6 separate regions of the Mus musculus genome follow, and all the other regions are linked to region 2. A link is a loop called in an ENCODE intact Hi-C map of the cell type or tissue named here. Cell type or tissue: heart. All regions are shown on one strand. Each heading gives the region's core, and the rest is flanking DNA. Links, peaks and the distances in the headings are about the cores only. Region 1 has its middle 80 kb from the start of Tnip3. Region 2 holds the start of 2610300M13Rik (a long non-coding RNA gene). Region 3 overlaps Prdm5 (PR domain containing 5). Region 4 overlaps Hpgds (hematopoietic prostaglandin D synthase). Region 5 has its middle 19 kb from the start of Gm36144. Region 6 overlaps Prdm5 (PR domain containing 5).

Region 1 (5,543 bases), core at 365-5,364, 960 kb before region 2:
ATTCCCCTACACTGGGGCATAGGGTCTTCACAGAACCAAAAGCCTCTCCTCCCATTGATGACCAATAAGGCCATCCTTTGCTACATATGTTGGAGCCATGGGTCCCTCCATGTGTACTCCTTGGTTGGTGGTTTAGTCCCTGGGAGCTCTGAGGAGGTTTGGTTTGGTGATATTCTTATTCTTCCTATGGAGTTACAAACCCCTTCAGCTCCTTCAGTCCTTTCTCTAACTTCTCCACTGGGGACCCTGTGCTCAGTCCAATAGTTGGCTGAAAGCATCCACCTTTGTATTTGTCAGGCTCTGGCAGAGCCTCTCAGGAAACAGCTATATCAGACTCCTGTCAGCAAGTACTTCCTGGCATCCACAATAGTATAACTGTATATGGGATAGATCCACAGGTGGGGCAGTCTCTTTATGGCCTTTCCTTCAGTCTCTGCTCTGCACTTTGTCTCTATATTTCCTCCCATGAGTATTTTGTTCCTTGTTCTAAAAAGGACTGAAGCATCCACACTTTATTGCCCCAGAATATCTTTTAACACCTTACAGAGTCAAGTATGACCTTGAACTCCCAAGTGTGGGGACTATAGACTTGTGCTACTAAAGTTGGATGGAATGGTCTTCTATCACCCAATTTTGATGGAGAGGGAGGATGGATAAAGCACTTTTATATTTGATGTTGTGAGGGGACTTTTATATTCTGTATTGTAAAAAGGTATAAACATGCATATGTTACTACTAGCATAGCACATATGCATTGTTAATGGCTTGTTGTGAGTTAACTCTTCAGCATGGAGGACTCTGGAGAAGTATGTAGTTGATTCCAGTAGACAATGGGCTCAGTATCCCAAGAAGTGCTTGAGTCCAGAAATCCAGAGAATAGGGAAGAATTCAATATGTAGGAAAAAGAGAGACACAGACATCACACATCTGAGAATATGGCTGATTGCTTGAGAGTAGAGGGAAGATGAAGCCTTTGTTCCCCATCCCATTGGAACGAGGTTTCCCAAAGCAGGTGTCAACCTACTGTCTTCTCAGGTCATTGGGTCTCAGATTGAAGCACGACTTAAATTCAGTTGTTGCCTTTGCTCATTAGTGTCTATGGTGATCCATTTATTTCAAAAGAAGATAGTTGGAGGTTGCTGAGAGTACGGATGCCAGGAAGTGGGCTCTATGGAACCATTTTGGAGATTAGCCACTGTGCTTCCATAGCACTTCTTTCTGAATCCTTAGACTCATTTCCAAAAAAAACTACTTTGCTGTGGATGGAAGGGTTTTGACCCCCCTGAGAATTCATACAGTGATTCTCCAACTAAAGTCATGTCGAACTCTTAATAAATCATGATAAACCTTTATGACCTCTTAGTGTCCTGGCAAGGAGAGACCTCCTTTCTCTTCACACAGCAAGAAGTCAACCTCCCAGAGAGCAAGAAGGGCTTCCTGCATCTCCCCTCCTACCGCCAGCCTCCAGACTATGAAAATGTGCATTCTACTCAGTCACAGAATTCTCATTTTGCAACAGCAAGCTAAGCTGATTTTGCACAGTCTTCCATTACAAAATCCTTCCTTGAGTTTAAACTGTTATAGGCAAGTTGAGTGATTCTCTAACACTTTTAATGAGGCAAATGAATGCTTGTAGGTATTGTTATGGAATGAATTCTAAAATATATCATTAAACCCCCCAAAGCAAGATGCAAAATGTTTCTATTTTAGCATGTCATAAAGTTGACAGACTAAAAAGGAAATTTAATGATATGTACTAGTAATAATTTCAGGGAAGAAGATGAGTTTATTTTCATGATTTTCATGTAAGTACTATTTGAATTTTTGAAACACATTCTGTGGTCCTGTAAAAACCAATTTGATTTTATTTGAGAGGTAGTGATACTGTGGCAATTTTTATTTTCTCTATAATTTTCTGCCTGAAAAATCCCATAGTACTTCAAAAAAAAATAAATGTAACAGTTAAAGTTATCTTCCACCAGAAAGAACCGAGGACATTAAAAAGAAAACAATAATAAAAAAAAGTTGTAAATCAAGACAGTATGGCATTGTGTCTCTCTAGGTGGGAGATGCAGAATTAAGCCAATTATTTTATACAAAGGGAGACATGGAAAGGAATTGCAGAAATAGGCACCCATGCTCAAGGACACAGCATACCTCTTGAAATTCATGGTTCTGTCTGTGAGTCCATTCTCTAAACACCATATTAAAGCTGGATACATAGAGAAATAGCCAGGAAGAATACGTCTAAGACAATTGAGTTCTGACATAAAGCGATTGGAAAACAGTTCCTATGGTCTTCCTGACAGTACAGAAGAGACAAGACAAGACAAGACAAGACAAGACAAGACAAGACAAGACAAGACAAGACAAGACAAGACAAGACAAGACAAAACAAAACCCCTTTGTCTTGAGAAAAAACAAAAAACAAACATGTCTTACAAAGTTAAAACAACAGCAACAACAAAAGCTTTCTCTTGTCTTGAAAATGAGAGGTAACATTGATGAAGCAGATGATAAGTGAAGAGGAAGTTTTCAGCAGAAGCACCCCTTCTTCAAGACAGTAAGATGGGGGTTCCCATAACCAGAAGCTGTGTAGTGTTAAGGTGTTGCAGACCGTAGCCACTAGGTGGCACCAAACAGCAGTTGGGAATCAGGATAGATTCTGTGGTGTGCACAAGTCTCTGTCACTGATAGATTCTAGGATCCGAACTCCAGTTCAACAACCTGGAATGAAGCCACTTCATCTTCATTTTCTCTCTCAAAACCAGACCTGTGTGCTTATTGCAAACTGTTACTGTCATAGTTATCTTGTAACTCTCATAGATGAGTGATTTCTCACTAATGCTAGCACATTTACACCAGATCAGAATTTATATTTCTACTAAAGTATTTCACTTGCCAATTCCATTAGACTACTGGCGTAAAGAAGAGAGGAGATGGGCCAGATGCTAAATGTATTCTTTAAAATCACCTTTCAGGAGAAAGAAGGTAAAGTTTTAGAAAGTCAACGCTGTCCCCTAATTTCCTACTGTCCTTATCGTGTGGTCCATCTTGCCAGCAAGGCATTACGTACCTTATCCTCGGCATCTGTAGAATGCTCTGGCCTCTGAGCGTTGCTATGTGTCCATTCTGATATTCGGGGATATTAGGAAGTCACAACACAATTAGCACTATCGTCTGAACATATAAATATTAATATCAAGTCAATAAATTTAGAGTAGTTAATACCTACTCTAAAGCATCATATTCCCTTCATCCAAACATAATTCACACCCTTGGCTTAATTTCATTTATAATATATATCAACATGAAATTAGATCAAGATCTTGTTAATATGAGTGGGACAGCCAAAGCCTAACTTAAATAGTGTTGACAATATAAAAAACAAAATAAAATAAGCCTCACTGGTTTAAAAAGCCAGACGTACTCTGAGAGAAGCTGTATTTCCTCAGGTCTGGTATCTATTTTGGGGTTTTTATTTGTGCCCTACACTGGACATACAGTATGTGCCTTTCCAAACAGAACTCACTGGACATAGCAAGCATAAAACTAAATGTGCTTAGAAATACCATTGCCAGATAGAAAACACAATCCATAGCTTTGACTTCTACGTGGACCACTTCATTCATTCCGCTTATAAACTCTCAACTTTTTTTTCTATAAAATTGGATTTAAAAGTAAGTGATAAAAAAAAAGTCAATCCATATAACATGTTTTTCCCCTGCTTCCTGTGGTTAAAAAGCCTTCCTCTTATTCTGTTCTTTACCAATATATATATATATATATATATATATATATATATATATATATATATATATGTATATATATATATATCCCTGCATTTTTAAAAAATACTAAGCCATGCATATTCATCTTCTAACCCAATTAATTATTTATGATTAATTATTTATTAATTAATCATGCTAAATTTTAATTATGAAGCTCTTTTCTCTATCTCACACTTTCTTTGTTCCTCAAGAAACAGCAGAAAAATCTTTTAGTGTGAATTCCCTCATGGCTCCTGATTCAGAGTGGCCCTTTCTCAGAGGCAATTTTGGTTTTTAGATTTTATTTTTATCTTATGTATGTGTAGGCTGTGTGCACCTGAAAAGGCTTCAAACATCTCTGCATTCCTTAAAGTCTGAGCTGTAGCTGGGAGTTGGGAGTTGGGAGTTGGGTGTTGGGTGTTGGGTGTTGGGAGCTGGGAGTAGAGACATGGAGCTGAGCCACCTCTTCAGCTTCCCAAGCATCCCTGCTCATTGAAGGGTGGAAGTAACATAACTGGCTGTGGTTACCACTCTCCTCTGAAGTCACAGCTCTGAAAATCAATGGTCATACCTGGTTTTGTCTGGAGAAATACAAACATACTATTTGAAGAGTGGCCTGTGGATATCAATACTATGGATTAAAGACAAAGAAAACATTTTTCCTTAACTTCATCTGAGTGTCTCCTATGGGAGACCGAGAGGAAGTCTAATGACAAGAAGACACATCATACAAGAATGAGGGACCGCCTTTCTTAAGATAATCCGTGTTCCTGTTGTTCATCGTCTGTCTATTTAACCCTTCTGTTGTGCTTTCTTCCATCTTCCAATACAGTCATGACTCACCTGTGGTTCAGTGAGCTGACGTGCTGGCTTCTACTAGACTTGGGGCTTTGCGTGAGTACATGAGGCCTTCAGTCAAAGGTTTCCTGACCAGCAAAATACCAGAATAATATTAATCCTGATATTGATGCTGAAGTGGCTATTTCTGGTTGTCAACTTGACTATATCTGGAAGGAACTACAATCCAGAATTGGAAGGCTCACCAGTGACTCTTATCTGGAGGCTGGGAGATAGAAGTTTCTGATCTGGACCTTGGTATGGAGATCTTGAGGCATAGTGGCTATAGATTCCAGAAGATTAAGACAGGGTGGTCTCCAAGTTCAAGGTCATCTGGGATTAAAGGTGTGGTGGCTTGCTGTGAGGGACTGAGCAACTGCTAGATCCTTGGACTTCCATTCACAGCTGCTACCGACCATTGTTGGAAATTGGACTGCAGACTGTAAGCCATCAATAAATTCCTTTACTATATAGAGACTACCCATAAGTTCTGTGACTCTCTAGAACCCTGACTAATACAGATGCCTAAATTGTTTTTCTCTCCTAGCTCTATCCACTGTGGCCTTCACCTTAGATCTCCAACAACACTACTTTTATTGAGATCCCAGATGAGGTTCACACCTTTGAAATTAGAGGGCAATTTTCATGTCCCTTACATGTCTAGAGTATTTACAGAGATGGAGTATTTACACAGATCTTCCTTCCTCCTTTTTATATGATTTCAGGGGCACCAGTCTTGTTTGCCCCCCACAGCTAAGTACATGCTTCATTCTAGACTTTTATTTGTTTATTTGTTTGCTGACTTTTCCTTTTCTTTTAACACTGGAGCAAAACAGAGTTCACTTTGTAGCCTTCTCTTCCTGGATGGTAACCTCCACCCTGACCTCAGGACTTTCAGGTCATCAGCTTCCAGCTGATGTATATTCGACCTCCTGC
Region 2 (5,543 bases), core at 256-5,255:
GGTGATGGTGAGTGGTCTTGGTTCCTGTTAGTAAGATTCCTCCGTTTACCTTTCGCCATCTGGTAATCTCTGGAGTTAGTAGTTATAGTTGACTCTGTTTAGAGATTGTTCTTCTGGTGATTCTGTTACCGTCTATCAGCAGACCTGGGAGACAGATTCTCTCCTCTGAGTTTCAGTGCTCAGAGCACTCTCTGCTGGCAAGCTCGCCAAAGCAACACAGTGTCTGAGAAAGGTCCTGTCTTGGGCCTTCTTCTTCGGCCAGGAGGAGGTCCAAATACAAGATATCTGCGCACCTTCCCTGTAAGAGTCCAAACTTTTATGGGTTTTCTTTCCCCAGACTTCAGACAGCAGCATTGTCAGGAAGCAGCAGTATTCCTAAAAGGGTGTCTGGGCATTGATATGCAAATACGGGCCACAAACATCCCATTTGGCCTCAGAATTCCTGTGTCTACCAATGTCACACAGATTTGAATCTGAGAAGTTTATTCACACCATAAACATGTGTTTCACCCTGTGAACAAATTCTGTTCTCTCAGAGTTCATGGCAACGAAGAACATGGTGGACGATAAAGCTGCCCTGTTTGATGTGATGTGCCTCACACCAGAAATCCCTTTGAATGGGCCAAAGTTGTATTCACTGCCCGAGATTTCAGTGTGAATGTTGCAAACTCTAGACAATAAGGGGCTGTTGTGGATGCTGTTATTTTTTGAAGGTAGTGTCTCTGTAATGAAGTAATTTATTTGTTTTTATTTTTAAAATAAAAAAGGTAAAAAGAAATTCATTCACACTACCACATAGCTAGTAAGGGATTAAAGCCACACTAACACTCAGGGACACTGACAGAACAGGCAAACCTTTTCAATAATAATCTTACAATAATCTTCCCTGTATCTGTTGCTGTAATTTAAGGGGGAGGGGGCAAAGTCGAACTTTCCGTCAGAAACAATGTTTTGTAAAAGCATCCCAGCCTGCATCTGTGCGGGTTCTATGGCGTTTCAATGCTCTGTGCTGCTTCTCCCTGCTCTCCACTGCCATCTCCAAATTCCACCTTAAGGTAACTGCTGCCATGTGGCAAACTCCAGTAATAAAGTCCCATCAAACAGGCAGAGAGCAGGGAATCCTCTTTTTCTATTGGTTCCTTCCTGACTCTTAAAAGCGCTGACTCATAACCCTGTGTCCCTTCAAAACAAAGTAAAATGGAAAAAAAGAAAAAAGAAAGAAAAACTTAGTTACTCGAAAGGAGCATAAAAACTTACCTGCTTATGTGGTTGACTTCAAGAAGGCATCTAAGATCAGCAGCACGTCCTTCAAACTTATCCCCAGTTGGTTTCTCTACTGACTGCAATAGTAAAACTGAAATCCTTTGCAACACGTGTTTGCACTGGGGACGATGTGGACTCAGGAGGAGACTGTGGTTCCATTCCTCTGTCGTGGCTTTACTCAGTGAAGACACCACACAAAAGCCAAAGATGAGCCAGTGAGTCGGATTGGGTGAGGGCAAAGAGAAAGCTCTGGAATTTGGGGACATCACAACAAAGTGACTTTTGGGAAGTTACACTATTGAAGCCAAACAGTTTTAGCTCCTTGTAAAAACACAATTGTGTAATCACAGAATTAAAATCTCAGTACTTCTTTTGTCTTTATGCTCCTATATTTTTATTACTGTGTAATTATTATGTCATACATTTTCCATGAAAATTTTCTCTACATCAATATCCTCTCATAGTATTTTAAAACTTTTTAAGTAGAGATGTGGATTTCTCTAATCATTAACTTCTATCTGGTTAAAGAAAATGAGAATAGTTGTAATATGTTTATATAATATAATCATACTTTTAAAGTATACAAGGAAATACTGGTTTGTTTTACAAACACTGTATTTTAACCAGCTGGTAATAATCATTGAGCCTAGGAAAAGATAAAGAGTGATTGTAATAAAGAGTTGCAAACACTACATCCAAGATACCCAGTTTTCTATAAGAAGAGATAGAAATAAAGGGTAATTGTTTTAAATCAAGGAGTCCCAACACTAAGGAAAGAGACAGAAGAGATCTTATGTTCTAGGCTAGCCTGGGCTACATGGTGAGTCTTTGTATAAAAAATAAGAAACAGTCAAAGAAAATGAGAGACTTCCAGGGTGAACACTTACTTGTTGGTCTCAGATATCAGAAGGAATAAAACTACAGCTCTCTCCACTGAGTAGATCCTAACAATGTTCACAAAAAGAGCCAAGGCTTCTAAGGAGGGAATCTTTTCAAACAACGTGTATGTGCTTGCTTTGTTTTGTGAATTCTAGGTAGAGATCTTCTAGGCTTTCTTCCGTGTCCAAGTTGTGAACAGCTAGTGAGTACAACTAGAAAAGGAGAAAATAATGTGATTCTTTAAAATATTTTAAAGAAATAAATCTTGCAAGGAAACTGTAACTAAAAACATCCTGGAGACTTTTCTGCGGAACTATAATCTTCAAGTTTGTGTTTATTTCTCTCTTCAATCTATCTAATCTTCCACAATTGTTTAGGGTTAAGAAAGCTGAAGCAAGATATCTGATGAATATTTAATTTCCACTTGTTTGTACGTATGTGATTATTCATATAATAGTCCCATGGATTTTTATGACATCTGCTTTGTTTTAAATAGTAAAGACATTTTTTTTTTGTTTTTCCTAAAACTGAGTTTTTACTTGAGACCCTAGTGCCATCTACTGAAACAAATTAAAACTACAGCCTTCTTACCATTGTTGAATAAGCACAACTTCCAAAGTAGCTTAGCCCTTGTCCTTACAATGTTTCGTTATAAAAAAAACACTTATTGTTTTTCCGCATATATCCAGGAAAATAGTCTCAACTCTCTGTTTCAACTGAAGAATCTAAAATTCATAATTATAAGTCTTTGATGAGCATTTCCTGGTAGAAACACAGTTTCTGGGTGAACCAAACAGAATTTGCCCTGTTCTAGGAACACAAAGATGAACTGAAAGTTCTATTTCCATATATTCTAGCTTAGGAAGAGTGCATCTCAGTGGTACTGTGCTGCTTGGTACACACAAGGTACAGAGTTCCATCGCCAGTTTTGAAAAAAATAAGTTCATTAGATCGAAAAATAATCATACATTTTGCAAACATTTCTAAATGTTCATTCTGAGAATAACAACGTGAAAGTTATTTTTGAGAGGTTTTAGACAACTGGATATCTTTTTAACTGAGAAAAAGTAGGCAAAAGTTCTGATAATGTATTTAGACAGTCTTACTATTTAGTATCAGAGCTGCAGCAGCACACACGTCAACTGAAGCTCTTCTATGAGCTGTGTGTGTTTACTGTCACTTCTTGATTAGTTATAGATAGCACAGTATAGTAACAATACCTTTGAAATGCTGGCAAGTAATGGAGTGACAATATTCAAATTGTAAAATACAACATGAAAATTAACTTTATATCTCCTCACATTCTTAGTTACCTGCTTATTTTGCTGTTAGCTCAATGCATGTGTTCTCCTGGACTGTACACAATACACAGTTATTGATTATTTAATTAAATTTAGACTTTCCTGTGTTCTCCTAACCCACCAAAACTATATATAAAGGCAAATATGTTACAGTCCATAATGTAAAGGAAGATTGATGTATATGTACAGATAAAATTTAATAGGCCATTAAAATGTTTGTGGGGCCCAGGATGTAGCTGAGATGGTAGACTACTTGCCAAGCATGAATGAACACTGGGTTCCTTCCCCAGTTCTACACAGACAGAGTGTGCAATGCCTGTAATCCCAGAATTTGGGAGATGGGAGAAGGAAGGTCAGAAGATCAAAGTCATGTTCATTTATACATCAACTTTAAAGACAGCCTGGGAAAACTAAAATTAAGTTTGGGATTAACTTTAATTTTATAAAGTACCTTTTTAAGTCCTAATAGGTAATTCAGATATAATTATGAATTGCAATTACATAGCAAAATGATTGTCAAATGACTAACATCACCTGAAAGTTAATTGTTATCAAAGATGTTTCTTTTATTTCCCCCACTTAAAATAAGCAAATAGAAATTTGGATCTGGGGAAAAAAACATTGAAAATCAATGATATATAAGATAGAAAAGACTATATTGTTCTAGCTACAAAACTGATAATTTCTAACGCTAAATACATTGTAATTATAAACCATGTATTGAGTCACTTAACCCTCAAAACAGTCTGAAATATAAATGCTATTGCTTGTTTTCTTTTATAAGGCATATTGAAGCACAAGAAAATTAACAGCTGGTTTGCTATGTGATGGCTTCCTATGTGAGCTCCAGAGTCCTGCCCGCAGATGGTCTCTCCTGCGGTATTTGCTAACCCAGAACAGGTTTCACAAGTCGATAATGGAGTTCTCTAAAAAGCAGTGTGATGTATGATCGACAGCAGAGTAAGTACAGAAACAGACAGAAGAATCCTGCTACATTCTATCCAGCAAAGCAGTTAAGATTTGCGAAAACATTGGGACAGTTCCACTTTACCATTGATCTTCCAATATGGCAATTTCTCATTCATGCTGACATTTGACAGCCAATGAACTTATCATTAGTGTTGGTAAATTGATGGCTTAAATTAGTCTCAATCAGTAAAACAAAATGGTGTATATGAATTAATAGCTTTGTTGTAATTTCTAATAAACACAAGGATAGTCCACTTAAAATAGAAGCTTGAGGGAGTCACCTCTATTGCTTCCTGTAGCAGAAGTCAGTCTTGAAATCGATACATGTGAAATCCTCTGCACGGGATAGATGCAGAGATACTCTGAAATATGGGCTTTTTCACATCAGTTTAGAATTCTTACAATTCTTTCAAAATGCACATATTTTTGAACAAAATTAAAATAACTGCATGCCAGGATCTGGGGAATACTTACTCAATAGTGAACACTGGCAGTATTAAACTACAATTTCATAAGCACATCTTTAGACTGAAGCCCAGAACATATAATGTTTCATACGAGTAGAAAAAATGTGAAGTCGTCTTACTAGGCTATGTAAGGAAATCCAAGAGATTTTGTTTTGTTTTAGCAATTTTAAGACATTTTTTAAGTTTGTGTGTATGATTGTTCTATATGCATGCATGCATGTGTATCATGTGTGTACATGATGCCCATAGAGGCTGGAAGAGAGTGTCCAGCCCTGTAAATGGACTAAGGATTATTGTGAGTCTATTACAGAGCTATAAGCATTCTTAATCACTTAGCCATATCTTCAGCCCCAAGAAGGGTATCAACACCAGGTCACAAAAATTCAATTAGGATTGTGAGTATGAAATGTTTGAGATACCAATACTGATAACAGAGTAAATTAGAAAACAACAGACAGAAAATAAGACAAAAATTGTTATATGAGGGGCTGGAGAGATGGCTCAGCGGTTAAGAGCACTGACTGCTCTTCCAGAGGTCCTGAGTTCAATTCCCAGTAACCACATGGTGGCTCACAACCATCTGTAATGGAATCCGATGTCCCCTTCTGGTGTGTCTGAAGACAGCTACATGTATTCACATATATAAAATAAAAACAAATCAAAA
Region 3 (5,543 bases), core at 154-5,153, 590 kb before region 2:
GTAGTGTGGTTATGTGAAAATGCCTAAAATATTCAAGAATGATATGAAAAACTAAGTCAACCTGTTGGTCCATAATTACTCATTAACAGTCAGTTAGGAAACTACAGACTAATGGTGTGCCAGGAAAGTCAGAAAATGCTTCAGGGTCAGTCTGGTCTCCATTGTTAGCAAATCCAAGTGCTCCTTTAAATAAATGAGATATTTCTTTGGCTCTTTGCATTTGTTCATTTGCCCACTTATCTGATTCCGGATGGACTTGGTGCTGTAGGATTGCACTGTTATCAGGTTCATCATCAGTTCTGTGGGTCCAGTCACCATTAGGCTTTCATTTCCTCGTCCCCCTGTACTCCTTTTATTTGATTCAGACTTGTATTATAAGGTCAGACTAAAATAAGAGTCAGCTTTCTGGGTCCAGTTAGATTTGGGTTATTTGAATCATAATTGGTCAGGCACACAGGAGACAGGAATTGTGAATGAATCATCTTTCTCCCTTTGTTCCCTGTCAAACTTACTGCAGCACACAACTTTGGTGAAAGTCTATGGTGATCCTTCTCTGAGAGATGGATGTCTGTCTGCCTGATGGCAGAAATAAGTCCACAGTGGCTGGTAAAGCCCCCAAAGAAGTCATTGCGAGCTTCTTGATGTCAAATGTGTGTCTGCTCATTAAAAATATTTTGTGTAATTTTCCAGGGATGGAACTGTAGAATCTACTGACAATCTAGTCACAACTTTTGGAACAATTCTGTTGGACTCTTACAGTCATGTTTTATTCATTTGTAGCCAAACTCTGAGCAATGTGCAGTTTCTTAGCTTTTAATCCTATTTACAGGGACATGAATAGAAGCTTAAGTTTAAGAGAGATTTAATGAAATATAGACTTGTGCGTGTAATCTGTTCATTTTATTTTACTGTTTATAACATTTATTTATTTACCTACTTGCATTGGAGTGTCCATGCCATGGCATGCACATAGAGTTCAGGGGACAGCTTTGTTGTGGTTGGTCTTTTCCATCTATCAAGTGTGTTCCAGAGATTGCTTCTAGGCTGTCAGGAATGGTAATGCCTGCCTTTATCTGCTGGGTCTTCTTGATGGTCTCTGATTGGTTTTTATATAAGAAATATGTCTTGGGTCATGGTCCAACCATTTGAAAGACACTGTAGTTCAAACTTTGTTGTGTTAAACATTTGTTAGGCATCAAAGGAAAGCATACCTCTAAAAGATTATAAATCCATTTATAAAACCAGGGCAAAAGGAGTTAATTTAACCATGAGCAGCAAAAGTCTTTAAACTGTTAAGCAGGAGCTGAAAGACAGCCACTCAGTAAATATACCACAGCTGCCTGTCTTTCGAGCCAGGCAGCTTTTCTTCAGGCCTGCCCAGGGTAGTCATGCGCCTCCATTTGTATAAAACCATCTCTAGTTCCCAGGATGATAGCGATTGCAGTTTGATGCTCACAGTTATGAGTGCCAGCTAGAATTTTAAATAATAGTGTCCATTGTGAGTGCCAGGCAGTATTCTAAATAATAGTGTCCAGCAGGCGCTGATCATCAGCTGGGGCTTGCTGTTCTTCAGTGGGTGGAGAAATAACAATGTGCAGCCTGCTTTTCAATTAACTATCTTCATGATGGCGGCATATGTGCCAAAATTTGTACATGCTATCAATGTATATTGTGATCTTTTAATTCCGCAAACACAGAAACAATCACCACAGTTAATCTAATCAACATATCTGTCACCTGACATAACATATCGATCTCCTAACATGGTTTTCTATTTCTATCTCATGTAGCAAGAATATGTAGGATATACTTTTATGCTTTTATATATTCTCACTACAAGACAAAAAGGACAATATACATGAGATGATGGTATGTTAATAAATCGCCCTTTCCATATGCCAAAGTATTCTCTCATGTTAAATGCAAAGAATTAATTTTTATGAAAGAGAATTAAAAGTTACAAATCTATTCTTTTATCAATTTTAAGTATATACAGTTCAGTATTGCAGGCAGCTTACTGTCTGTTTCCAGGATTTACTCATTGGTATCGGAACTGTGCATCTTTTTATCACCATCACCCCACTTTCCTTCCTTTATTGCCGTTTCTTCCAGCCACACTCCTGTCAACCACCATGTTCTCTCTGCTTTATGAGTTTGATATTTTTATATTCTGCACAGTAATTCTTTTCCATGGCTTATTTAATTTAGAATAATGTTCCAATCTTTCTGAACTTTTTCCTTACTCTGATGACTATTTGGATCACAGCACACTGGGAAGTCAGTGATGCCCTTTTATTCTTGGACTTTAATTGAGAAACTCTTCCTCATCTTTTCTCATTTGTGTGACTAAGTTTGTGACCTAACCTTTCCACAACCACAAGAGAGAAATAGTGGGGAAAAAAGGAGAGAAGGACGTGGTTTCTTTTGTTGTAAAACTTTAAACTTTCCTTGTCACTTTTTCATCTTTAGTAGAAATGAGAATAGATCCTGAAATCATTCGTGAATGTTTGGTAATACAGCATAGGTTGTATTTACCCTCCCCACTCCCAAGAATAAAACCACACACACACACACACACACACACACACACACACACACACACACACAGAGTCTCCAAGTCTTTTCCTAGCTGATAACCTTCTGGGTTCTTGCCAACTAATTATAATATATAGTATATATTTTTCTAAAAAATAGTTAGTTACTGTAGGTGAAGGTCTGCAATCTTTATAACCCAAATAGATCTTGTTGGCAGAGTTAAAATCTATCTTATTCTTTATGTAAAATCCTTGACATACCCTTGGCCCCAGTCTGTAAAGAGTTTGTGTATAGAAAACTAAAGATGAGCAGGTGAGTGTCTTAGCTTGGCTGCTCAATTCTATGACATTCTGGATGGGTGCCTCCTGTATGGCCTACTCTTTTCTGAGTGGAGTCAACTGTGAACTTGTAGGCATAACTCTAGTTTCAGTGTATTTCCTAAGGAGGAGGAGGGAGAGGAAGAAGAGGAGAAGGAGGAAGAAGCCCTTTAAAGAAGCCAGTAGGCCTGGCTGTTCAAGTTTAGTCAACAGACCTTGTAGACATCTAGGTAGTTAAAACATACTATTACAGTTTCAGGTTTCTCATATAGCTCACAAGGTTAGCATGCCCTTATGAGAGACTAGGGTATGTGTAGCAGACTCTTCCTTTCTTCTTTTTTCTGTTCCTCTACACTCATTCTATCTTTAATTAGTTTTAATATTTTTCTTATTTTTATTTTTTCTTTGTCCTTGAGAATTTCCTATAATGTACTTTTATCATATTTTCCCCCTTACCCAGAATATCCTAAATCCACTCCCACTCTTCCCTACACTCAACTTTGTGTCCTTTCACTTTCTGTAAACCATCAAGTATGATTTATTACTCCCTATAGGTTCTTGGATGCATGGCCTTCCACTGGAGTGCTGGTGACTTACCAGGGGTCACACACTGTCCTCCTGCTATCACCTACCAGTAACGCCTTAGCTAGGTGGGGCTTCATGGTTACCTCCTCTCTCCATGCTGTGATTTTTGTCTGGCTTGAACTTGTGCAGATCTTATACAAACTTTCATAACCGTGATTCCAGATGTGCAGCTCTGCTGCTACATCTGGAAAACAATTTCCTTGTCGTCATTGTCTACTGCCTCTGGCTCTTACAGTCTTTCCACTGCTTCTGCAGTGGTCCCTGAACTTTGGAAGGCAAAAGTATGATATAGATTTAATGTTCTTGTATGGTATATGTCCCAAAGGTAAAATACCATCTGCAGTAAGTACTGTTATTAAGAGGCAATACAGACTATTGAAAGTCAAAGTTATAAATTTTAGCTGTAAATTGCCTTGATGAAAATTTTATTCTGTTACAATTAAATTAATCTTTGATCTATGTGGCTAGACTTATACAAATTTTGTATTTTACTGGATATAGTCCCACCCACCTGAGGAATTTTTGAGAATTCTAAATGGATAGTGTAGATAGTATAGCACGTCTTTTCTACATCTGTAATGAAAGATTGGACTTGGTCCATAAAAATGTGTCTAAAAAGATAATTCATGCTGTTTATTCAGGACAACTTCATCTATTACATTAGCAGATGTTGATGACATCAGTGCCTTGGCACCTGGAGAAAGAATATCATGTAGCTCAAGGATCAATTATTAAATCAGTAAAAATTTTAATGGCATAATGCCTTTTTAGAAGCTTCCATCTGATACTTGGAAAGAGTATCATGAACACAAGCCTTCTATCTACAAGATGTGAGCACTTAACCCTCATTTCTTGTGTGACTTGGCGTCTTCCTGTCAAGTCAGCACAGGACTCACTGCTGGTGTTTGTAACAATAGAGATGGTAAAGGTATTTACCTGCCTGGCTATGTCCTTCTACTACAAGCCAATCTGGGATTATTTTTGTCTGAGATACTGAAAAAAATTATAAATGATTGAATATAGGCTTTTTGGAAAACTAAAGAAATTATCTGGTCAAATTTGTAAGGTCTTAAACAAAGTAGCTCTTGTAGTATAATAAAAGTCTATTCACTGAGTAAAGTTCAAATAACAAAGAAAGAGCCAAGAAAGCAAACATGCTGTCCAGTTCTCCCACTTTCCTATGGAGCCTCTCCTCAGCAGATTGTTTTTAGACTAGCTTGCCAGATTCTGTTGTGTGTGAGTAAATGTATATGGCAAAATGGTTTTCTATACACAGTGTGACACTCTAAAACTTATAAAAGACTTTCCTTGTTAAATAAAGTAAACAAATGAATGTAAATGTAATTATAATGTCTAGTATGCTTTAATTAACCCATTTTCTATCTTTTCTATAATTATTCATGAGTTTTCTTTTGTCTTCATTTCGTTCTTAAACCTTTCATATGCATTTTGTAAAGGAAGTCTGTCAGACCAGGGGTGTGCACATTTGCAGTCTCAGGAGTGTGCCGAAATGCCACCCAGAAAGTTTATGTTCCTGGACACAGTATGCTATCTTGCCTTCCTCTTCCTTCTCTAGCTAACACTGAATAATACATATTTTCTTTTCGTGGGACAGTCTCATGGGTAAGAGATTAAAGACAAATTCTTTGAATTTGTCATTAATTAGATATTAATGCCATACGCAGCACTGATACCTTATAATATTCATTCAGTATACTGTACTCCAGGCTTCAATTGTTTTACTAATTATGGTGTCTTTAAAAGGGACTTGAACCTCATGTGTCATACCCAAGCTTGTTCTCCCTTGACTTGCCATGCCACTGGTCTGCAGGCCATGATTGCTTCTTTCCTAGCTCACACTATAGATGCAAGCCGGTGCGCAAGACCTGGATTTTTCCCTGTGGGACACCAGTTGTCCTAGTACTTCTTTTCTCCAAGAAAGCCTCTGCAGCCTCTAACCTCTTGCCTGGTGTATTTCTACAGCTTCTCAAATCAACACAGTCTTAGACAGGCTACTCACTTGCCAAAAACCATATCTCAGAATAATTGACAACACTTAAGGCCACCCTGGACTTCATGATTATGTCTTCTCCTTTGCTTCTCCCA
Region 4 (5,543 bases), core at 249-5,248, 1.3 Mb before region 2:
ACCTAAATAGAATTGCTGGCATTTTAAAACACAAAACATACTCACATAATTGCCTATAAACCACTCTTTGTCTCCTAAGTATGTGTCCAAATCTTTCAGAAGGCGAGGTGCTTGATGTGTGAGCAATTCATTGAACATCCGCTCCTAGGAGACAGCAGACATCCTTGTGAATAGTGAGAAACATAAGAGCAATTTGAACAGTGAGTGAGGAGATCTGAGAGTGGCTATGCGTTTGTTTCGTCATAGTTATGACATGACTCAATCATAGATTACTCAAGTTTTAAAATTACATTTATTTTGTGTGTTTGGTGTGCACACATGTGCACACATGTGCCACCGAGCCTGGTGGAAACCAGAAGGCAACTTTCAGGAGTCAGTTCTGTCCTTGCACCCTTGCTACTCAGGATTAGAAAGAATCAAACCCTTGCTACTCAGGTTTAGAAGCAAGTATCTTTTACCAGCTTAACCATCTAACCAACCCTATTACTCATTTTAAAGTATTTTTGCCATTAGTTTCAATATGTATTTTCATGGTGAATGACATCACACAGGATATTCCCATACAAACATTTTATACTCATGTATTATATATGTATATATATACACATATACATCATATTTTCTGCATCCATTTCTATATTTTAGACAGGTAGGCTCTATCACTTGTCTTCTGTGGACACAGCCATCATAAACCTCAATGTGCATGGAAGTGTCTGCGCTGTGCTGATGTAAATACTTGAGAGGCATATAGGCAAGTCATGGTAAATCTGATTTTAGTTTATGAGAAACACCTATGATATTTTCAAACTCTTAGTTTATTGTAATGAAAAGTTATTATGTTTTTAGATGTCTGAAATCCCCTTTTAACATAAGGCCCTTATAATTATGTAGCTCAACTGAAGGAAATAGATGCACAGCAGCCTGTGAGTCTGGGTGCTCCAGTTTGGGTTTCTTCCTCATTACTACACCTGATGGGCATACTAGGCCATAATGAATCATGATACCTGTGGTGGTTTGAATAGGTATGGCCCCATAGACTCATGTGATTGAATGCTTAACCCATAGCAAATAGCACTATTAGGATGTGTAACCTTGTTGCAGGAGGTGTGTCACTGTGGGGACAAGCTTTGAGGTCTTATATGCTCAAGCTATGTCCAGTGACACAGTCTTCTGCTACCTTTGGATCAAGATGTAGCACTCTCAGCTCCTTCTCCAACACCTTACCTGCCTGCATACTGCCATATTTTCTATCAGGACAATAATGGACTAAACCTCTGCAACTGTAAGCCAGCCCCAGTGAAATGTTTCCCTTTATAAGAGTTGGCAATGGTGTCTCTTCACAGCAAAGAACACCCATGGAACCTAAGGCTGTCTCCTCCTTGACAGCCACTGTGCCTTAGCATGAGCTTTGTCTGCCTTGCATATTATCTACAGGACCCACCAACCACTCCTTTCTGATAATCTATGTAAGGTACTGTGAAGAAACAATATCCGGAGAAAGGAAGACAAATGCAGGACACCCATAAAACAGATGGGTGCCTTTATTACATAACTATGTTTTATTTTGTCTCTGAGAACCAAGTCATTAACTCAACCCTCTTTCTTACTGAGAATTGTGTGCTTGCCGACATGGTGGTACACCCTGTGACCTCATATCCCTGGATTAGTTCGAGTTCGATATGAATATTAGTCAAGGCTAGCCTGTATCTCCTGGACAGCTGGAGCCAGTGGGGTGCAGGATGTGGTTGCTCGAAAGTTTTGCAAAGGCCATATGTACTTTCTAATGGTCATGTCCACATTGTCAAGTGCAAATAAAAACTTACAATGCTCACATTATTGATCACTCCTTTAGCTCAAATTTTCTTTACAATTTGTCAAATTATTTCCAACTAATAATATTTAAATTACTACATACAGAACAATCATTTCTTAAGGTCCATTTTTAAGTAATAGGAAGAAATGTAATTGTTAAATCTTTTGCCTTTAGGGGTGTGTGTGTGTGTGTGTGTGTGTGTGTGTGTGTGTGTGTGTGTGTATTTGAAGTACTGGAGAGGCTTTAGGCATTCCAAAAATACTTTGTCACTGAACTAATTGAAATATCTCTCTCTCTCTCTCTCTCTCTCTCTCTCTCTCTCTCTCTATCTATCTATCTATCTATCTCCCTATGTCTGTTTCTTGTTAAATCTAGGTGGCCACTCTTTGACTTGCTGGTGTCTGACATTTCTGCGCTCCTCTTCAGGAACATTGTGAGCTGGGTTTTGCCCCTGAGAAGGATATAGAACGTTGTCTGTTTCTCACAGTTTCCAAATCCTCACTGTTATTCTCTTTCACTGTTGAAACTGCAACTTCAGAATTACGGCTCCCCTGCTAGTCCTCCCACCTGCACACTGCTCTTCAGATGACAAAACCCACATGGGCACACTGGGTAGCCAAAGAATAAGCACTCATAATAAATTCAAGGGAAATTCTGGTGACCAGTGTTCACAGACATATTCTTTCATCTAATCCTTTAAAATTGGAAATGGAATTTTAGCAACAAATACAGAAATAACAGCAATTACTGTATTTCATGCTTTTCTTCAAGCACAATAATGACAATTTTTTTCAGTGAGACTTGTGTGATGCAACTCCACATCTGTAATCCCTACACTTGGGAGACAGGGTCTGGGGAGCTGCAAGCCTAGCCTGGGCTAAATAGCAAAACCCTCTCTCACTAAGAAGAATAAGTTGGTATTACTATCTTACTGCAATATTTTGATTTTGAAAATGCTGCCTGACCACAAGGTGGCAGCAACTGACCCTGCTGCAGGGAGAGAGCAAAACACACTTCATTGATGATGTAGTCGGAGCTATTAGCAATGCCTCTGAAATAGGATCTTTTGTATAATTTGTTCCTGAACCTGAATTTCTATGCTTTCTAAACCTGGTTTTAGACATGTAATAGCAGTGACCACCGTGTTATGCACAATGCTGGAGTATAAATTTTATGAGCAATGGCCAGAGATAGTCTCCTCTGGGATGTGTCCTCTGTCAGGGGTCCTCAGCCATAGAAAAGTAGAAAATGAGAGACCAGCCAAGAAGGAGGCAGACTGCCTTGCAGTGGGCTCTTTGATATCATGGACACAAATCTTTATATATTTTCTTTCTATAACTGGGAACATGATGTATTTGTGTGCTTATATAGACATGTAAAATAGATGTCACACCTGACAAATATAAGAGCAAACTAACACTTAACTCTATAATGTCTAATTGTACTGGCTGAGGTTTACTGAACTCTTTCCACCTTGTCACATGGCTATACTCTATCACTGGGTGCTCCCAACATGCATCAAAGGAGCGCCCCCTTTGGTCTACACTTCACACTCCGAGTTTCAACTTTGATAGGGAATTGCACTGGTAAGAAGGCAATAGGGTTCAAGCCCATTATATATATTTTGGGCAGAGCCAAAATATATTATGTCAAAAAGTCTTTTTACCCTTCTGTCATCAAAGCTGAGCTTTTCAAGACTTTGTCCCGGTGAGTGTTCTCTCTCTCTCTCTCTCTGACTCTCTCTGTCTCTGTCTCTCTCTCTCTCTCTCTCTCTCTCTCTCTCTCTCTCTGTGTCTGTCCATGCACACATCCCTAAGATACCTTATTTATATAAATTATTTGTGCAAATATCTCCAATCAGAAGATCTTAATCATGTAAACAGTATCACAATGCAGGTGATAATTAAAAGGTGAAAATTTAGAACTCAATCATCCACGAGTCAAGTTGAGGACGTCCTCTGAAAGCACAAACTAAGCCAAAAAAAAAAAAAAAAAAAACCCAAAACAAAGCAAATAATGGGAGGTGGAAAAGATCTCAGCCTCCCAGCTCCAGGGGTACTGGGTGACAAAGAGAATACAGGATATAGTGAAGTCACTTTAAAAGCTTTCAAGGATATTTAAACTTTCCAAAGTGTCAGGCTGAATGGACCCATACAGGATGGTGCCAGACTAGAAGGATGGCTCACTTTATAAGATTTCTGCTGCTCAACTATGCTGACCTAAGCTTGGATCTCTAATGCCCACAGATAAGCCAGGCTCTCTATCACACAGCTGTAGCCCCAGCACTGAGAAGCAGGAATGGAAGGGGGTGTGTGCTTTGGTGGTCTGTCAGTCTAGCTGAATTGGTGAGGTCCAGATTCAGCGAGTGTCTCTGTCTCAATCAGTAAGCAGGGGAAGGAGTGAGGAAGCAATTGGACGTCAATCTCAGGCCTACACATGCATGCGCACACATATGTGCACTCACACACAAGAAAGAAAACAAGATGGCACCAAAACACCATTTCTTTCATATACTTGTATATATACATATGTGTTTATGTGTGTGTGTAAAATTTGTTTGCTTGTTTTGTAAGATAGGCTCTCGCTACATAGTCTTGGTTAGCCCAGAGCTTTCTATGTAGACCTGGAGTAGAGTTCCAGGTCTACATAGAAAGAGATCTGCTATCGCTTCTCAGCCTTTTGGCTAAGATCGAGTGTAGGAAGAGATCTTCTTGTTTCTGCCTCCAGAGTACTGGGGTTAAAGGTATATTCATATATAGGCAACAAAACTCACCATTCTAAACATTTAGAACTTTAAGGAAAATAATTAGATTAGCCAAACTTGCCAACAGCTGAGAGCCTGCTGTGTCTTCAAATGCTAGTGGAACACTGCTTGCAATATAGGTGTCCTTACCAATGGTCTTAGGGTTTCTAGTGCTGTGATAAGCACTATGCCAAAAGAAACAGAGAAAAAGGGTTAATTTCAGTTTATAGCTCTCAGATTATACTCTATCACTGAGGCCATTCAGGATAGGAACTCAAGGCAGGAGTCTGGTAGCAGGAACGGAAGCAGAAGCTGAAGTCGTGGAGGAGAGCTGCTTATTAGGTCCTATGTTTTTCTAGTCTGCTTTCCTAGAGAACCCAGGACCACTTACCCAGGGATAGACCCACACACAACATCAATCGATAATTAAGAAAATACCCCACAGCTCTTCCCGCAGGAAACTGTGTGGGTGGTACGCAAAGGACCCAGGCATCTCCACCAACCTGGTGCTGATGCTGCAGCCTCAGCAAGTTCTCCTTGGCAGGAAGAAGAGGAGCTGACTGCTGGAGTGGCTTCAGGGGAAGCACAGGAAGGGAGAGTCCACTGAGGATGGGGCTGAGAGCCTTAGGAAGAAAGCGGTCTGACCGTGGATGCACTGCTCAGCTGGACCACATCTCGTTTGAGTTTGTGGGTTCCCTTAGCCTGCTGAACATCCATATCTTCTCTACGGAACATGTACACAGGGCGTGCAGAGAGTGAAGAAGTGTGCCCTTAGTGGTTCCCGCTTGATCAGATTCCCTTTGCTGACATGTGACCTAATGACGGCTACTGGTTCCTACTCCTGCTTCAGAAGAAGTTGTTCCAAGGGCACTTCAAGTTCCAGGATCAGGACCTCATCCTCGACTACTCCCTGTGTGAGGTGGATGAATTCTAATACAGAGGTCTGACTGGTTGTGGTGACTCAGGTTGTTACACAGTCACAAGCTC
Region 5 (5,543 bases), core at 157-5,156, 820 kb before region 2:
TTGTTGTGATGCAATTCCATGACACAAACCAAGTGAGAAAGGAAAGGATGTATCTGGCTTTTGCTTACACATCACTGTTTATCACTGAAGGAAGTCGGAGCAGGAACTCAAACAGGGCAAGAGCCTCGAAGCAGGAGCTGATGCAGAGGTCATGACGGAGTGCTGCTTACTTACTGACCTTTTCCTCATGGCTGGCTCAGCCTGCTTTCATACAGAGCCCAGTACCACTAGCCCAGGGATGGTACCACACACAATGGGCCAAGCTCCATCAATCACTAATTAAGAAAATGTTCAGCAGCTGGATCTAATAAAGGACTTTTCTTAATTGAGGTTTCCTCCTTTGAGATGTTGCTAGCTTGTGTCAACTTGATATAATACTATCCAGTACATTGGACATGCTGGCTCATACCTACAATTAATTCCAGCATTTGGGAGCTGAGGCAGGAGGCCTGTGAGTTCCAGGTTCGCCAAAGGTACACAGTGAGACCTTGTCTCAAAACAACTTCTGTTCTTCAGAATAGTTCAGTAAAAATTTCCAATAAATGAGACAATGGGGGGGAGGGGGAGCTGGTATTAGGGGCAGGATAAGCTTCATGGTAAAATACTTCACTAGTCTGTGTGAGGCCCTGGCATTTGATCCCCAGTACCCTCTTTGGTCTGTAAAAGAGCAATTTCTATCCATCAGCATTAGTAGTAAGTAGTATTTCTCAAACCACTTACTTAAACCACTAGCTTTTCCTATGAACCAACTTGTTTTCTTCACTCCATTGTCACATCTGGATTTTGTTCTTTGCCTCATTCTACTGGTTCCTGGGGATTTTATTTTATTTGCTTACATGGATCCCACGTCACCTTCCAATTTACTAATCTGTAGCATTTCGTTTTCAAAGTCCTCTTCTACCAGAATCACTCAATGAGCTGTTTTCAGGATTCAGGAGTATTCATGGCAGTTTCCTTGCAGCTCATATGTGGAAAGGTACTGACTAGTGACAAAGACATTCATCTAGCTACATCTTGTCCATCTCGGTGACAGGACCAGGCTTAACTCTTTTTTTTTTTTAGATTTATTTATTTATTATATGTAAGTACACTGTCTTCAAACACTCCAGAAGAAGGCATCAAATCTCATTACGGATGGTTGTGAGCCACCATGTGGTTGCTGGGATTTGAACTCAGGACTGTTCAGAAGAGCAGTCAGTGCTCTTAACCGCTGAGCCATCTCTCCAGCCCCCAGCCTTAACTCTTGAAGCTTACAGAAAAGACATTCAAGGACCATATCACTTTTTAGGAATGTAAGCTTGCATTTGTTGTTGTTGTTAGCCTGAAAATATAGGAATCCTTAAGAGAAACAGTAGCTCATAAGCCTAAACCCAGGCTAGAATTGGTCTCAAGATATAAAAACAGATGCAGTAACTTTCCCCTTAAACTGGGGTGTCCCTTCTGGTCAGGTTGTAGGCTATGGCTTGAGTTGTCTTTGTCCAGCAATGTAGTCAAGAAACATCATTTGTCTTTCAGATCTTGCCATGAGAACTCAGGCTGTAGATTTTAATATTTGTCTGGTATAGTCATTTTGGTTTTGAAACAAAATAGAAGTAAATAATAATCTAACCATTTGATCTTTCAGAATAGAATTAATTCTGTGTCTGCTTCATAGAACCATTCATAAAGAGTTTAGGTTTTAAGTACACCGACAGTGGAATAAAACAGGGGAAAAGACCTGTCACTGCAGGGTTCTATCTCCCAGCATTCTAGTTACACTACGGGGTTTTAGTCTACTTTTAGAATGGTTAGAGACAGACAACATTCAACAGAACCAATATAAATCTTTAACTGGGCTAGTAGTTTGGAATCATTGGCATGGTTGGTGTTTTATTTAAACGTTTGAACAGTGATCATCTGAGGTGAAGTGCTTTTTTTTTTCTTCTCCTCCTCCTCCTCCTTCTCCTCCTCCTCTTCCTCCCCCCCTCCCCCCATCCTCCTCCTCCTCCTTCTCCTCCTCCTCCTCCTCCTTCTCCTCCTCCTCCTCCTCCTCCTCCTTCTTCTTCTTCTTCTCCATAGTTCACTTTGGACCAGGTTAAGTTTCAGGATAAAGAGGCTTACTTGACCACTCTGCTAAAGCACACTTTAGTGTCCACACAGTAATAATAAACACTGTCCAAGTGAGTCATGAAAAAGTAATCTTGTCATGAAGTTTTTAAACAAGACACATTTTAAACAAGTTGGTTTGTTTCTGGCCACAGTCCCACTGGGCCTTTTGTGTGGCTTTGGCTCGTTTTAGTCACAAATTAGACAGACCTATACTAAGTATCAGCTTATTCCTAAATATCTGAATTTTTTGTTTTTCTGTTAATAACTTTGACTTCTACCTTGTTAATAATATATCTATTATTATTTTCCTTTAATATTGATCCCATCAAAGAGAAAACTAACATTTGGATTCAAAGGTTTGTTTCTAAGTCAAATGTCCACTAGGTGGAACTATTGTCTCAAACGAATGAGACTAGAAAACCTATTTCCAACTTTCCCTGTTGTTAGGGCATAAAATCTAAAGGGTGATTTCCTTCTCTTTCCCTGGTATTTTTTTTTTTTTAATATAAGCAACATTAGCACTTTGAATGCATGCCATCTGACAGCTGATATTCAGAACTGCACCGCCGTGAAGACTTCAACTAAGATGGTCCAATGCTCAGTCCTCCTGGGCACTATTCTCTTTCTTAGGCTTAATAATAACAAGTAAAAATATTTTGCTTAAAAATTTGCCTTAAAACTAGAATTTTGGAAGACTTCCTTAATAAACCAGTAATTAAAACCTCACAGACATGTAAATATATAAAAATACAAAGTACCAACCAAAAAGTTGAGGAAGCCCTCAAAACTGGAAACATGCCCACAAAGAGCAAGTTCTAGTGTCTGTCCCACATGTCTGTCAAATTTGCACAAACTACCCCTGTGCATTAATTCACACACTCTTACCCAGCACACACAAGTTTACTTAAACCACTTACTTTACTTAATGCAAATAGCACATAGCAAAGTTGGAGAGCACATTTTGTTCTTATTTGAAGTTTCTGTCCTAAATATGAAAATCTCTCCTTACTAAAATTTAACATGCTTTGCAGTAAATTAAATTGAAATACTTACAATTTTTAACATTTTATTAGATATTTTCTTTATTTATATCTCAAATGTTATCCCCTTTCCTAGTTTCCCCTCCAAAACCCCCTATCCTATCTCCCCTCCTCCTGCTCACCAACACACCCATTCCCACTTCCCTGTCCTGGCATTCCCCTACATTGGGACTTCGAGCCTTCATAGGACCAAGGGCCTCTGATCCCATTGAATTTTTAACATTTTTAAAAGCTCTTATATTTGAAGAAAATATTAATTTTTAAAGTTTTGAGATATAGTCTCCTTTACATTTACAGTCAAAATAATTTACCCAATAATTTAAGAATCTTAAAAACTAACAGAAATTCTCTAGTTTCCCTTTAAATCACTTTTCGAAATGGAATTTTGAACATCAGATTTTGATTTGTTTTATATACAAAAACCAAAGTAGTGGACACTCAGTAAATTTCTCTATCCAATCTGTTTTTTTTTTTTCCACTCTGTGGTTTTGAAAGCCTATAAATTCATGTTCTAGGTTGGATGTTGGTCTCCCAAGAACACGTTGCTGTAAATGCAGACAGCAGGCCCTGGGTGAGAGTCCCCAGCACCAAGAACATGAAGCATGTAGCCCTCTGCCACAGCAGACAGAGTACAACACTCACTTTCTCACCCATCCAGCTACTTCACCATTTATTGACCATTTCTATACAATTATTTATAGCTTTAGAAAAACACTCAACATTTCTATGTCTTTATTTTTAGTATGCTACCATATCTTTCTAAATTCTCAAAATTCTAACTTTCAAATATGGGGAAGAAAATCTCGGACTTTTTATTGTATTTTAAAACAAATCCAAGCCCCTAGGTCTGAGACTCATGGCTTTCTTCTATACAGCTCCAACTTATATTCTGAGATGTACTACATATATAATGCTGCACTGAAATACCTACTCATCATACCCAAAATACTTTTTTTTTTGATATTTTCTTTTCACTGATATTTTTCTTCTACTACAAAATATCTTCCAGCTTTTTCACATATTTAAGATAAATCTTCCCTAATCTTTCCTCTTTTTGGTTTCCCTTTTTAATCTCTCTCTCTCTTTTTCTCTTTCTGTCTGCTTGTTAGTCTTTCTCCTTTTGTTTCTTTGTCTTGTCTATTTATCATATCTATCTATCTATCTATCTATCTATCTATCTATCTATCTATCTTTTTTCTTTCTTTCTCTCTCTCTCTCTCTTTATCTTCCCATCCGTCCATTTATCACATCACCCCACATCACATCGTATCTGTCTGTCCATCCATCCATCTATCCACCCATATATCATAGCATATTATATCATATCATATCACATCACATCACATCACACCATGTATCATCTATCATCTTTCTATTCATTCATGCATCCATCTATTTATCATAGATCTGAATATCTGAGATAAGGTCTTGAATCACAGAATACCAAATTCTTGGTATGTACCATGTAGCCAATACTGGCCTGAAATCTTCATCCTACTAAATGCTGGCCTTTCAGTGACACATCACCTTAATTGGCTAGATCTCACCTTCTTGATAAGGGTCAAGTCAATTTCTAATCAGGAACAAATGGTCTAGTCTTTATCTTTTGACTGCTTTGAGTTATCTTTCAGGTCACTTATTGGTTCTACTCAGTTGGTTCATTTTCAACTTGACACAAACTAGAGTCACCTAGGAAGAGGGAAACTCAGTTGAAGAATGACTTCCATCAGATTGGACTCTGAGCTATCTCTGGGAATTTTTAAAATTAAACATAGCATGACGGCCAGCCAACTGGAGGTGGTGTTGGGCTATATAAAGAAGCATAATGAGCAATCCATGAGGAGAAGGCCAATTAACAGCACTTTTCATGCTTCTGCATCAGTTCCTGTCTCCAGGTTCCTTCCTGTAGTCCTACCCTGACTTCTTTGATGGTGGACTGTGACATGATGGATATGTAACCACATGACTCCTTTTCTTCCCAAGTTGCTTTTGGTCATGGTGTCAATCACAACAACAGAAAAAAAAATGGAGTAACATTTGCAAATGTTTTGTTTTCTGATAATCCATTTTCCACACTGAAGGAAACAAGAGCTTGATAAATACTAATCTAATTATTCCTTTTTTGAACAGATGAATTACTCTCATGATTTGAAGGACCAAGTCCAAATACCTTCAGATGGTTCTTAAGAGTGAGCATACTATGACCACTACCCATTACCTTCAGCCATTTTCAGCTCAATATTCCTGTGCCTTTAGCTTGACTTTCCTCAACTTACAATGGACTTTGGCACCCTTGGGTCTTTACATATATTCTCACAACCACCTTCAATCTCACTCCTTAATGCCAAGCATGACTAAGTTCCCATTCACCACACTTCTGAGCCTGCACATCTTCCACAGCTACTAGTATTGCAT
Region 6 (5,543 bases), core at 385-5,384, 600 kb before region 2:
TTTTGAATCCCTAGTGTCACCACCAAACATATTTTCATGGCTGTGTAGTCGGTAGAGTGCTTTAAACAATTAAATGTACCTGCTCTTGCTGTGACTATCTTAGGATCTTGAAAACCAGAATGAAAATTCCTACCTTTCTTCTCCTAAATGTTTGTTTCCCTTTTATAAACATAGCTCTGCATCATGATCACACAACACTGCAGTATTACTTCTGCTTGTCAGGGTTTCCTTGTTGTTGAGGTTAGAGCAAGGATGGGCATGGGTTTCACCTAGTTTGGGGGAAGTGATGGGCACAGGGTGCTACATTATGTTAATATTTACTTTAGGAGCTTTCAAATATTTTTTAATTATAAAATATCATTTTGAGGAAATTTGTGCTGGTACAGATAATGCAGTTATGGCATCACATTTTGAAATTATTTTGAGTGTCTAATTACTGTGAAGTTTGAAATATGATATGAGTTTCTATTGTTACTGTAAAAGAAGATGAATTTTAGTTCTGGTTGGGTTTTCTAACAGTGTAGGTTGCCAGTATAATACATTATTGTGGTTGATTTTATGATTTTACATTATACTATGCATTAACAGTTATTTAGTAAGGTATGGGCTCAAATTCTACAGGAATTTAGTTCTGGAGGAATAGTCTGACTAACGATAGCAAGAAATCACTTGATGAAAGGTCAAGGAAATAGGGTAATCAAGTTATGAGTTAACATGGTCATTCTTTTCCCTATAAAAAGAACATTTGATTTACTTAAATTTTGTTCTGACTTTTTGTGGAAACTTTCTCTCTAGAGACTATTTTAACAGATGGAATAGAGAAAAGTTTATTTGATATATGTGGAAACTGATGAGCTGGGAACTCTCAAGTTTGAAAAGAAAGACTTGAATATAACCTCGTAGAATTCTCAATTACTACCATGAAATGGTGTGGAAGGGATCCTGGGTCAACCTCAGTTAATTTGTGATGGTCTTTCATCCCTGTCCTAGGTGATCCTAAGAGAAAACTCATATGCTCGGTGTGCAATAGAAAATGTACCTCAGTGTCAAGCCTGCAGGAGCACAGGAAGGTGGGTGAGAGCCTGTCTGTTGGCTGGAAGGCCTTCTGTCACCATCTGCCGCAGTCACTTGGTGGATGTTATACCAAGACAGGGCTTAGCTAGTGGGGACGACATGTTCCACAGTACAGAAGAGTGAGCTAAGAGTAGTTTGAGTTGTGTTGTTTCATCATTAGCTAACAGATTCTTTAATGCCAGGTGTCATGTCTAGCTGAGTCCCACAGAGCACCCACCACATTTTCAAGATTTTTTTCAGTTGGTGTTTGCTCAGGAAACATACATCAGTGATATGAAAACAGACATTTTTGTGCGGAGAGCTTGCCTTTTTTATTAACATGAGTACATTTGTGGTTCAGTTTGGTACAGAATGAGAGCTAGAAGATGATTTTTAAAAGACTAGAGCTGAGTTGATAACAATGAGACCGATTGGCACTGGGATGTCTCAGGGCTCCTCTTAGCTTATTCTACTCTTGACAGGAAAGTGCATATCGATAGCTTTGTGTATCCCTGTGTCATTGGAGAAATAAATGATCATAATCATAGAAAATGTATTTAACACTTTGTGGTAAGTATGAAAATTACTGTTATCTTTGTATGTAAGTCTAATGTGAAAATTAAGCATCAAGTCTAGCAATTAGTAAATAGTTGATAGAGAATACAGTGGAATCAAAATAAAATTTGGATTTTGTTTGTGTTGTAATAGAGTGCACAAAATTTCCCAATTTTACATGCTAGATATTTAGTATATCTGAGAACATGAAAAAACTTTCAGTAACTTGTTATCTAGAAGAGATATTGCCGATGAGTGTAAAAATTTTATTTTTCTTGTGATTTGTAAAATGCTTTTTACGTATTTGTATGCATGTAGATTTATTACATAGTAATTTGGCAGGACTTAAAGCTGATACCACCTTTTATGTATTAGTCCCAAGTTTATGGATTTAAATTATGACACATGAAATAGCTACTGACATGTGTGAAGCTGTCTCCTGGATATAGAGCGATTTTTATTATCTTTGGGAGAAATAACAATTTGCAAATAAAGGCTGTTCCTTTGCTTTCAGTAGTTCCCCATTTAACATTGGGCTGGATTTCTCCTCTCTGAACAAGGATATTAAATTGATTAGAATTCTCTGCTTATTCTCTTAGTTTTTGTAGTTTCCAGCTGGTGACTTTATGGGGCCTATTGAAGATGTACTATGCGTCTCAGATTTGGGTGTCCTTCTTGGACAGGGGCCAGGATATTCTGCCCAGTAATGTTCAGACTTGTGCATGTGTGCTGAAATTGCAGAACGCCAGTCTAGACACTTACCTTCTAGCTCCAACCCTTAAATTGTGTATATATGTGTGTGTACATGCGTATTCATGTGAGTGCCGAGCACAGATGTGGAGACCAGAAGACAGTCTCCATTGTTGGTCTGAGAGAGACTCTTGTTCTCTGATGCATACACAAGACTGACTCATGAGCTCCTGAGTCATCTCCTTTCTCTGCCTTTTGTGCTGTCATAGGAACTTAGGGGTTGCAGACAAACTGTTATGTGGGTTCTGGGAAATTGAACTTAGAACTTCCCACTTGCACAGAACATGTGTTACCCACTGAGTATCTCAAGGTCCTGTAGCCCCCTTTTTTTCTTCCTTATAAATGCTAGGACTTGGAGAGTAGACTTAGTTTGAGGCAAAAATATTAAGTCTTTTGAAGTTTGTAATTCTAAACACCCTAATTGGAATGCCTATTGAATGGTTATTTCCTGGATCTATTTAATCTTAGATTATGATGTTTAAGATATTTGAACAGAGTATTTTAGCAAACTTAGTCATGGAGTCTTTTTCTGAATAATGCCTTATTTTCCATTTATTTACTAATATAGATACCTTCTCCATTAAACAAAATTAATTTGGTAGTAAAAAAAAAGGTGTAACTGTTGGTGGAATGCAGAAGGAACAGTTGCTCTTTCATGTTGTGAACATTTGCAGAATGTTAAAAAATTCGTAGTGCAAATAGACTTGCATTCTAGAGCAACCCTTCAAAGTCGTTCTCAATACAAAGGAAAGTATCGTAACTCCAACTGTCAATCATTTTAGTTGGTCCGCTCTAACGTCTAGTAGAGTTTAGTTGCAGTATTTCATCTTGACAGCAGATGGTGCTTTATGACAATACTAAATTACAGCATAGTGTGTATAGTCTTTTATATTACAGTATACTACTTTATGTTGTAACAAAGTATCTTATGATTTTTATCTAAAGTTGTTTCATTTCAGACTTAAAGTAGTAAATTATCACCTGAAAACAAGCATGGAAAATTGTAAATTTAACAAAACATGTTTTCTTAACACTAGGCATGATTAAATAATGCCTGTCATTTGTCAGTTAAGTTTTGTTAAAAGTTTTAAAAATATCCATGACCCTGTTTCCTCTATAAGAGAGTTAATTCTAAAAAGCTTTTGTGTGCTGTAAATGACTTATTTCATTAATTCAACCTAAAAAATGTCTCATGTTTCAAAAATACTGAATAAATAAGAGTATCTTTTAATATTTTAACAATTATTTTGTCCATAGATCAATTTTTAACATTTTCTATACCAATAAAATTTGGATATTACAAATAAAGTCTTCATTTCTATATTACACCAAATATTTGTCATTTGCACTAGCTTGTCATCGTTATAAAATTATATATTGCATATTTTTACATGCAGTATTTAAGACTGTAAATCTGCACTTATTAGCTTTAAATACACGTTTCATGTCCCGTGCTTAGTGGCTGAAGCCCCCATAGCTGTTTGATGGGGAGGGGCTGCATGGCCTTCCTAAATGCCGCCTGGGACTTGTGTTCGTAGTTCTCCCACTCGTAGCTCCCCAGTCTCCACACTGAAACTCATCCTGTTCAGAAGTGGACGTTGCTGAATCTCTGCATTGATACACTCCAGAGGCTTGATGTCTGTCAGGGACTGTCTGCTTTATGCCTTTCCAGGTTCTCGCAGTGAGTTCTGACTCACTAAAGAGTAAAGTCTTTAGAGGAGGGCTTTCAAGCTTTGCTCTAGCATGGCATGGCATGGAGTCAGGCCAGCCGGCAGGCCTGGGATCTGTTGGCCTTGCTGCCTCCAGCTTTTCTCTGTCTTTTCACTCTTCTTGCCGTGGCCACTTGGATCCCAAGAAAACCTCATCCTCCACTCATGCACTGTATCAGTCATGCTGATCTTTCCCTCTGTGGCATCTAGTTATTTTTCAGTAACAGAGAAAGTCTTGGCTCTAAGAAGAAGAATTTGCTTGCCTAAGGTTAATTATTGTTCCTTCAACAGAACTAGTTTTGCATCTTAGTCCAATAGTTTGATGCCCTTGCTAATTGGCTGGTGTCTTAGTCAGGGTTTCTATTCCTGCACAAACATCATGACCAAGAAGCAAGTTGGGGAGGAAAGAGTTTATTTGGCTTATACTTCCATACTGCTGTTCATCACCAAAGGAAGTCAGGACTGGAACTCAAGCAGGGCAGGAAGCAGGAGCTGATGCAGAGGCCATGGAGGGATGTTCTGTACTGGCTTGCCTCACCTGTCTTGCTCAGCCTGCTCTCTTATAGAACCCAGCCCAGAGATGGTTCCACCCACAAGGGGCCTTTCCCCCTTGATCACTAATTGAGAAAATGCCTTACAGTTGGATCTCATGGAGGCATTTCCTCAACTGAAGATCCTTTCTCTGTGATAACTCCAGCTGTGTCAAGTTGACACAAAACTAGCCAGTACAATTGACCCCTTGTCAACTTGACACACAAAAACATCACTAGTAAGCCTCAACCATTACAATCTTATTCATCCCCAAGATCTAAATAACTTTAAAAGTCCCACAGACTTTACATATTCTTAAATTTTCAATCTCTTTAAAATATCCATCTCTTTTAAAATCCAAAGTCTTTTTACAATTAAAAGTCTCTTAACTGTGGGCTCCACTAAAACAGTTTCTTCCTTCAAGAGGGAAAATATCAGGGCACAGTCACAAGCAAAAGCAAAAGTCAATCTCCAACCGTCCAATGTCTGGGATCCAACTCAAGATCTTCTGGGCTCCTCCAAGGGCTTGGGTCACTTCTCCAGCCATGCCCTTTGTAGCACACGCATCATCCTCTAGGCTCCAGATGCCTGTACTCCACTGCTGCTGCTACTCTTCGTGGTCATCTCATGGTACTGGCATCTCCAAAACACTGCATGACCCCTTCAGTCCTGGGCCTTCAATTGCAACTGAGGCTGCACCTTCACCAATGGCCTTCCATGGCCTCTCACAGTGCCGAGCCTCAGCTGCTTTGCGTGACCCCTTCATGCCTTCAAAACCAGTACCACCTGGGTGACCCTTACATATTACCAAGTCCCGCTGCAGCAGGAGTACAACCTTGGCCATCTCTGGAACACAGCCTCTTTGTGCTTTCAGAAAACACTTCCCAGAAGATGTCACCTCAATGATGCTGGTCTCTTCTTAGTCACCGCTAATTTCTTAGTTAC

Evidence for each region. Peaks named below come from ENCODE experiments on the same cell type or tissue, not always from the same donor. Only the 100,000 strongest peaks of a DNase experiment are listed, where the experiment ranks them.
Region 1: a loop joins it to region 2, with 5 times the contacts of the local background. A loop is called at or near these places in 14 of 42 quality-filtered maps.
Region 3: it touches region 2 in a loop (3-fold over the local background); 14 of 42 quality-filtered maps call a loop at or near these places.
Region 4: a loop joins it to region 2, with 6 times the contacts of the local background. A loop is called at or near these places in 8 of 42 quality-filtered maps.
Region 5: it touches region 2 in a loop (7-fold over the local background); 20 of 42 quality-filtered maps call a loop at or near these places.
Region 6: a loop joins it to region 2, with 6 times the contacts of the local background. A loop is called at or near these places in 14 of 42 quality-filtered maps.

The regions. Positions count from the first base shown.
Region 1 is chr6:65,507,853-65,513,395 of GRCm38, forward strand. No RefSeq gene overlaps it. Among named protein-coding and RNA genes, the nearest start is that of Tnip3, 80 kb to the right of the region's middle. In heart, for the core only: a CTCF peak has its summit at 2,626 (motif pointing right); no DNase peak of the experiment used is centred there.
Region 2 is chr6:66,464,254-66,469,796 of GRCm38, forward strand. 2610300M13Rik (a long non-coding RNA gene) reads right to left here and starts at 2,230. Exons shown (of 3, transcript XR_869151.1): 1 at 2,151-2,230; 2 at 1,258-1,512. In heart, for the core only: a CTCF peak has its summit at 2,709 (motif pointing left); no DNase peak of the experiment used is centred there.
Region 3 is chr6:65,872,274-65,877,816 of GRCm38, forward strand. All of the region lies in intron 9 of Prdm5 (PR domain containing 5), which reads left to right. Among named protein-coding and RNA genes, the nearest start is that of 4930544G11Rik, 78 kb to the right of the region's middle. In heart, for the core only: no CTCF peak of the experiment used is centred there; no DNase peak of the experiment used is centred there.
Region 4 is chr6:65,123,513-65,129,055 of GRCm38, forward strand. It overlaps Hpgds (hematopoietic prostaglandin D synthase), which reads right to left. Exons shown (of 6, transcript NM_019455.4): 5 at 46-144. Among named protein-coding and RNA genes, the nearest start is that of Hpgds, 18 kb to the right of the region's middle. In heart, for the core only: a CTCF peak has its summit at 2,785 (motif pointing right); no DNase peak of the experiment used is centred there.
Region 5 is chr6:65,649,114-65,654,656 of GRCm38, forward strand. No RefSeq gene overlaps it. Among named protein-coding and RNA genes, the nearest start is that of Gm36144, 19 kb to the right of the region's middle. In heart, for the core only: a CTCF peak has its summit at 2,458 (motif pointing right); no DNase peak of the experiment used is centred there.
Region 6 is chr6:65,861,925-65,867,467 of GRCm38, forward strand. Prdm5 (PR domain containing 5) reads left to right here. Exons shown (of 15, transcript NM_027547.2): 7 at 991-1,070. Among named protein-coding and RNA genes, the nearest start is that of Prdm5, 86 kb to the left of the region's middle. In heart, for the core only: a CTCF peak has its summit at 3,201 (motif pointing right); no DNase peak of the experiment used is centred there.